Linked DNA regions of Homo sapiens: region 2 is linked to region 1. A link is a loop called in an ENCODE intact Hi-C map of the cell type or tissue named here. Cell type or tissue: mesothelial cell of epicardium. All regions are shown on one strand.

Region 1 (4,000 bases):
AAATAAAACAAAAAAAGAATAGATAAATTATATAGTATGCTAAAAGATAAGAAGTGCTATATAAGAAAAAAGAAACTGTAAGGAGAATCAGAAATGCTAGGAGAGGGCATTGAAATTTGAAAGAGAATGGTCAGGATAGAACCTACTAAGAAGATGTTTGAGCAATGAGTGGAAGGAAGTTAAGGAAAGATCTATATGGATATCTGAGAGAACATTTGAGCCAGTGCCAGGGACCCGAGATGGGAGTCTACTGTCATGTAAGAGGAACAGCAAAGGCGGCCAATGTGGCTGGAGCCAAGTCAGAGAAAGAGATGTTAGTAGGGATGAAGCTGAGGGGTGCCACAGATCATGTAGGACTTTGAGAGGAATGAGGGGCCACAGGGAGACTGGGAAATACAAGTGATGTCAACTGATCTGTGTTGTGCTGTGAAAAAGTTATAAGGCATGGAAAGGGTGGAGGCAAGGAAACGGTCTAGTAGGCTACTTCAATAATCTAGTTGAGAAGCAATGGTGGCTTGGACCAGGATGATGGTAGTGGAGAAGTCATTAGATTGTAGACCCATACTGTGGTGGAGTCAATAGAATTTCCTCTTAGATCAGATGTAGTATAAGACAGAAAGAAAGGAGACAAGAATGATGTCAAGTGGCCTAAGCAACTGGAAAGATGAAGTTGCCATCAACCCAGATGGCGAAAGTTGTAGGAAAGAAGGTTTTCAGGAGCAAGGCTGGAATTGAGTTCTGGACATGCTACGTTAGATATCTAAGTGGAGATACCTAGCTGGCAGCTGGATGTATGAGTTGAGCTCCAGATAATGTTTACCTGGAGGTAAACATTTGGGAGCCATCAATTATAGATATCATGGAGAGCCATCAGACTAGCCCCACAGCCTACGTTCCTTCTCTAACCTCTTATAACACTTCGCTTATACCTCCCTAGTGAAAATTTTTACATTTTTCTTTGTACTATAGTTTTCTGTATACTTCTTTCATCAACTTTCCTGGACAATAATGTCCTTAAATTATGTCCTATCCAATTTTGCACTCTTCGTTTTGCCTACAAAACATATGGGTTAGGTTGAATCAAAGCTTTTTTTTTAAAGCTCCTATCCACTCAACTTTCATGTTTCAATTGCCAGGACCTGTAAATCGATTGAAAGTAATAACTTTTTTTCTTACTCATCAACATTTGCCATAAAATCTAAGCTCTGTTCCTGGGCAAGATGGCTGAATAGGAACAGCTCCAGTCTGCAGCTCCCAGAGAGGCCAACGCAGAAGGCTGGTGATCTCTGCATTTCCAACTGAGGTACCTGGTTCATCTCACTGGGACTGGTTAGACAGTGGGTGTAGCCCATGAAGGATGAGCCAAAGCAGGGTGGGGCACTGCTTCACCCAGGAAGCACAAGGAGTCAGGGAACTCCCTCCCCTAACCAAGGGAAGCCATGAGGGTCTGTGCCTTGAGTAATGGTGCACTCCTGCCCAGATACTATGCTTTTCTCATGGTCTTTGCAACCCACAGACCAGGAGGTTCCCTCAGGTGCCTACCCCACAAGTGCCCTGGGTTTCAAGCACAAAACTGGGCAGCTTTTGGGCAGTCACCGAGCTAGCTGCAGAAGTATTTTCCATACCCCTGTGGCGCCTGGAATGCCAGCGAGACAGAACCGTTCACTCCCCTGGAAAGGGGGCTGAAGCCAGGGAGCCAAGTGGTCTTGCTCATTGGAGCCCAGCAAGCTAAAATCCACTGGAATGAGAGTACTGCAGCCAGCACAGCAGTCTGAAGTTGACCTGGGACTTTTGAGTTTGGTCGGGGGAGGGGCGTCCACCATTACTGGGGCTTTAGTAGGCAGTTTTCCCTTCACAGTGTAAAGAAAGCTGCCAGGAAGTTCGACCTGGGCAGAGCCGACTGCAGCTTGGTAGAGCTGCTGTAGCCAGACTGCCTCTCTAGATTCCTCCACTCTGGGCAGGGCATTACTGAAAGAAAGGCAGCAGCCCCAGACAGGGGCTTATAGATAAAACTCCCATCTCTCTATCTCCCTGGGACACAGCACCTAGAGGAAGGGGCGGCTGTGGGTGCAGCTTCAGCAGACTTAAACATTCCTGCCTGCTGGCTCTAAAGAGAGCAGTGGATCTCCCAGCATAGCACTCAAGCTCTGTTAAGGGACAGACTGCCTCCTCAGTGGGTCCCTGAACCCTGTGCCTCCTGAAAGGGAGACACCTCCCAGCAGGGGTCGACAGATACCTCAAACAGGACACCTCCAGCTGGCATATGGCTGGTGCCCCTCTGGGACGAGGCTTCCAGAGGAAGGAGAAAGCAGCAATCTTTGCTGTTCTGCAGCCTCCACTGGTGATACTCACGCAAACAGGGTCTGGAATGGACCCCAGCAAACTCCAGCAGACCTGCAGAAGAGGGGACCGACTGGTAGAAAGAAAACTAACAAACAGAAAGCAATAGCACCAACATCAACAAAAAGGATGACCACGCAAAAACTCACTGAAGGTCACCAACAGCAAAGAACAAAGGTAGATAAATCCATGAAGATGAGGAAAACTGGCAAAAAAAGGCTGAAGATTTCAGAAACCAGAATGCCTCCTCTCCTCCAAAGGATCACAACTCCTTGGCAGCAAGGGAAAAAAAACTGGATGGAGAATGAGTTTGATAAATTGACAGAAGTAGGCTTCAGAAAGTGGGTAATAACAAACTCCTCCGAGTTACAGGAGCATGTTCTAATCCAATGCAAGGAAGCTAAGAACTTTGATAAAAGGTTAGAGGAATTGCTAACTAGAATAACCAGTTTAGAGAAAAACATAAATGACCTGATGGAGCTGAAAAACATAGCACAAGAACTTTGTGAAGCATACACAAGTATCAATAGCTGAATTGATAAATCAGAAGAAAGGATATCAGAGATTGAAGATCAACTTAATGAAATAAAGCGTAAAGACAAGATTAGAGAAAAAAGAATGAAACGGAAGGAACAAAGTGTCCAAGAAATATGGGACTATGTGAAAAGACCAAACCTACGTTTGATTGGTGTACCTGGAAGTGACAGGGAGAATGAAATCAAATTGGAAAACACACTTCAGGATATTATCCAGGAGAACTTCCCCAACCCAGCAAGGTAGGCCAACATTCAAATTCAGGAAATACAGAGAACACCACTAAGACACTCCTTGAGAAGAGCAACTCCAAGACACATCATCATCAGATTCAGCAAGGTTGAAATGAAGGAAAAAATGTTAAGGGCAGCCAGAGAGAAAGGTCAGGTTACCCACAAAGGGAAGCCCAACAGACTAACAGTGGATCTCTCTGCAGAAACCCTACAAGCCAGAAGAGAGTAGGGGCCAATATTCAACCTTCTTAAAAAAAGAATTTTCAACTGAGAGTTTCATATCCAGCCAAACTAAGCTTTATAAGTGAAGGAGAAGTGAAGGAGAAATTTACAGTCAAGCAAATGCTGAGGGATTTTGTCACCACCAGGCCTGCTTTACAAGAGCTCCTGAAGGAAGCACTAAATATGAAAAGGAAAAACCGGTACCAGCCAACTGCAAAAACAAACCAAAATGTAAAGACCATTGACACTCTTAAGAAACCGCATCAAGTAATGGGCAAAATAACCAGCTGGCATCATAATTACAGGATCAAATTCACACATAACAATATTAACCTTAAATGTAAATTGGCTAAATGCCCCAATTAAAAGACACAGACTGGCAAATTGGATCAAAAGTCAAGACCCATCAGTATGCTGTATTCAGGAGACCCATCTCACATGCAGAGACACACATAGGCTCAAAATAAAGGGATGGAAGAAGATTTACCAAGCAAATGGAAAGCAAAAAAAGCAAGTGTTGCAATCCTAGTCTCTGATAAAACAGACTTTAAACCAACAAAGATCAAAAGAGACAAAGAAGGCCATTACATAATGGTAAAGGGATCAACACAACAAGAAGAGCGAACTCTCCTAAATATATATGCACCCAATACAGGAGCACCCAGATTCAT
Region 2 (4,000 bases), 420 kb after region 1:
ACCTGATTGCAGCTCTATTTGACTGGAGAATCTGGTCTTCTCGGTATCCTTACCTGAGTTCCTCCCTTCTTCGCACACTATGGCTAAAGACCATGCTTTACCAGGGTAAGGAAACCAATCATGCTACTCTTACCATACCAGAGTGGATGGAGAATCTTTGACACATACCACTGTCACTGAAGGTCATCTGTACTTGCGAGCCTTCCTTGCAGCTGCAAAAATGTATCCCCGTGGAACTCCATAAAAAAAGATGTCCATGCTTCCACGAAGTGGAAGAGACGTTGGCTCACAGCCTGAGCCTTCTTTAGCCCAACTTCATGATTTACACACGTTCTACTTCTCAAAATGAAACAACACTCCTCTGAACACACATAATATCCAAAATTTAATCTTGTGAATTACCTTTTCCAATGTCCTGATAAACTCAGCCTATTTTGCTATAAAATGTGCATCTGTAACACAAATTAACACGATAGGATTGGTAAACAGAGAAATGATGTCATCGTAAAGGAAGATATTATATAGGTTCACGTATGACTTTTCCCAGTACATTCATATTTTTCAGTAAGACATAGAAGATAAACACAAGATATTCTAGTACAGAAAGCTGTGGGAGAATGTACTCTATATAATTTGCCCATGTTTCTCCTCTTGGCTCAGTGTAGACATATGTCTTGTCTTGGAAAAGCTCATCATATGCTTCTCCCCATTTAGTCTTATCTCTAACTCAGCAGCCTCAATCCTTCCATCAAATTACCTTCAGTTTTATCAAAGGTCACGTTTCCTATATATAATGCACTTTTATGAGAAATTCAGCATGTCTTTTCAATGGCACTAATTTTTAATTAGGTTTATGCATGCTGAGATTCATGCCTATCTTTTGAGTGGTCTGTTCTGTTTTTTCCATGAGCCTTGCTATTATTACTATTATGATTGACAGTGTCTCACCCTGTCACCCAGGCTGGAATGCAGGAGCAATGTCATTGCTCACTGCAGCCTTGACCCTCCCGGTTCAAATGATCTTCCCACCTCAGTTTCTTGGGAGCTGGGACTACAGGTGTACCACATCTGGCTAAGTTTTATCTATTTTTTGTAAAGACAGGATCTCACTATGTTGCCTAAGCTGGTCTCTAATTCCTGGGCTCAAGTAATCCTCCTGCCTCAGCCTCCCAAAGTGCCAGGATTACCTATGTGAGCCACCACACCCGACCAAGCCTTGCTAATATTAATGTATCATTTTTTAGAACTCTAGGTTTTTTAAGCACACATTATGTTATAGTAGAAACATCTGCATTAGAAATAACTTGGCAACCATATTTGCAAGACATTTTGCAAAGAAAGAACAGCACTCTTCATTAAATGCTGTCTCCAACTTCCCACCACCTTCTAATTTCTAAAGGCAATGAATTTAGTTAAAAAATTATCACTCTGAACTGGCTCGGGTTTCAAAAAAATTAACTCAACTCTGGAAAAATACTGTATTTGTCCATCAACTATACTTGAATTTCAGTGATTTCTTTTTTTTTTTTTTTTTGAGATGGAGTCTCATTTTGTCCCCCAGGCTGGAGTGCAGTGGTGTGACCTCGGCTCACTGCAAGCTCTGCCTCCAGGTTCACGCCATTCTCCTTCCTCAGTCTCCCGAGTAGCTGGGACTACAGGCAGCTGCCACCACACCTGGCTGATTTTCTGTATTTTTAGTAGAGACAGGGTTTCACCGTGTTAGCCAGGATGATCTCGATCTCCTGACCTCGTGATCTGCCTGCCTCGGCCTCCCAAAGTGCTGCGATTACAGGCGTGAGCCACCGCGCCTGGCCAGCGATTCTTAAGTAATACACTATAAGATAGTTTGAGACATTAGAGTCAGTGAATTCCAAAGAGAACATGTGGTAGATAAACTTTGGAGGAGACTTACCAGTTTGAAAGCAAAATATTAACTATGATGCATTGGCCTTGTTGTTCACCATCCTTAAGCCCTGTGGATGCCTCACTGACTTTAGAGAGAAGTAATGCCTCAGGGAGTTGCATAAGGTGTCAAGGAGAACAAGAAATACATCTATTTCAGGTTTGCTCTCTGTTGGCTGGAGGCCAGCATATAAAGATGCTTCAGCAATCAAATGTGCCAAGGGAATTCCCTTTTAATTCTTGCCAAAGAGGATCGCCAAGGATAAGATTCTGGAAATACGTTCATTCAAAGAAGTCATCTTTCTTCAGTACTACAGGGACTGGATAAACAAGACACCCAGAGAAAGAATCACAGGAGAGAGGCAAGCTGCTTCATGAATTCTTGTTTGAATCAAGAGCTAAATAGGTGGGCCCCAAGATATGCTAGTCAACCATCCCCTCAAACTCCCACTGCTATCACTTATGTCTCACAGGCATTTGCAGGTGCATGTGTGCCTTCTCACACACTGCTGTTATCCTGACTTAGCTTCATTTCAGTCCCTGAGGATCATGTGATGGCCAAAGACAGATGTAGGCAAAGGGTGTACAGATCCTTTTAAAAGGGAGAGAAAAAAAGATTATGGCTCTCTCCCAAATCTTGACAGACTTATTCTTACATAAATATACACAAATATGAAATTGCAAACTCTTTATGTCTAAAGCGCACTATGGCCATAAAACCAAAAGAAGTTTACAAAGAAAAGCAAACCCATAAGACTATAAAAAACTAAATTTACCACATAACTTCAACATAATAGATAATGTTAGTTTTATTAAAACTATATCACTGTTTCCCAAAAACTAGGTCACTGTTCCCCATGTGAATGTTCCCAACTGGAAGGGCGCACATGTTCACACACGTGTATTTTCACTTCATCATTGCTTTGTGCTTTGTGGGCACTTTTTCCCAATTTCTCTGTTTAAGCTCCTCCAAACCCTTAATGTTACTGAACCTTCAATGGCATAAAACTATTATCTTCATATCTACTTTGCCTCTCTTCCTCCCTGAATAATGTTCTATCATTGAAGTAACACTGGTTGGCACTAACATCATAGTAAACACCATCACAATATGGTCATCCAGATGGTTAAGAATATGCTTGTACCTGTTCTACTTAGAATACCATTTCAATAAAAACAAATGCAAAGCAAGTCACCCGAGGAAACTCACCAGTCCTCAAGAATATATAGAGACCCAAATTTGAGGATAATCAACTTGGCACCTAAGTGTCTAAAGGACAGAATCCACACTCTATATGACTGAATGACAGGCACAGGGTCAGGCATTTGTAGGTTTAAATTCTAGCTCTATTACTTCTACTTGTGTAATTTTAGACAAATTATTTAGTTAATCTCCCTTAGACTTAGTTTCCACATCTGCAAAGCAACAAAGGCAATGCCTAAGAACACGCCAGTATGGATTAAATGAGATAATGCAAATCAAATATTGAATACATAGTTGAATCCTCTATCAATGTTAGCTATTTCCAGGCTTTCAACAACAATCATACGGCAAATGTTTATTATGTGTCAAGCACTGGACTCTGTGCTTGAGACCCAGAAAGAAAAGGCAGAATTTACATCCCCAAGGGGATCAATGTCTATGGAGAACAAATGAGAAGGCCAGACAGATAAACCTCAAGAAGCCCGTGAGTGAGAGAAACAAGAATGTAAGTGAGGTCTGCCATGGGCTTTGAAACAGGCAATCATTGTCCTGTCTAGGGCTTCATAATATCCAGTAAAGAGGATGAGTCAGACTTCAATCATGACAGGATTCAGGGTCCCAAACCCCCCTTGGTCACTTCATTAATATATTACAAGGCAATATTTTCCTGAATGACTATATACAGAGACAGTGTTATTCACAATATTATTATTCACTCTTGCTCTGAATCGGAACCATTTTTCTTTTTCCCCTCCTCACTTTCACTTTGAAAATTAAAATGCAAGAATGTTTGATATTGAAATATCCTTCTAGAAGTCTTCAGCCTCCATGACATAATGACCATGACAATTGACCTCACTGAATGCTAAGTTTTCAAATGCACAGAAGACTGCA

Evidence for each region. Hi-C counts contacts between places; a loop is a spot of excess contacts. Peaks named below come from ENCODE experiments on the same cell type or tissue, not always from the same donor. Only the 100,000 strongest peaks of a DNase experiment are listed, where the experiment ranks them.
Region 2: it touches region 1 in a loop (8-fold over the local background); 1 of 110 quality-filtered maps calls a loop at or near these places.

The regions. Positions count from the first base shown.
Region 1 is chr3:25,360,143-25,364,142 of GRCh38, reverse strand. It overlaps a transcript of RARB not described here. Among named protein-coding and RNA genes, the nearest start is that of RARB-AS1, 23 kb to the left of the region's middle. In mesothelial cell of epicardium, no CTCF peak of the experiment used is centred here; a DNase peak (open chromatin) is centred at 2,253.
Region 2 is chr3:24,943,798-24,947,797 of GRCh38, reverse strand. It overlaps a transcript of RARB not described here. Among named protein-coding and RNA genes, the nearest start is that of RARB-AS1, 440 kb to the left of the region's middle. In mesothelial cell of epicardium, no CTCF peak of the experiment used is centred here; a DNase peak (open chromatin) is centred at 2,067.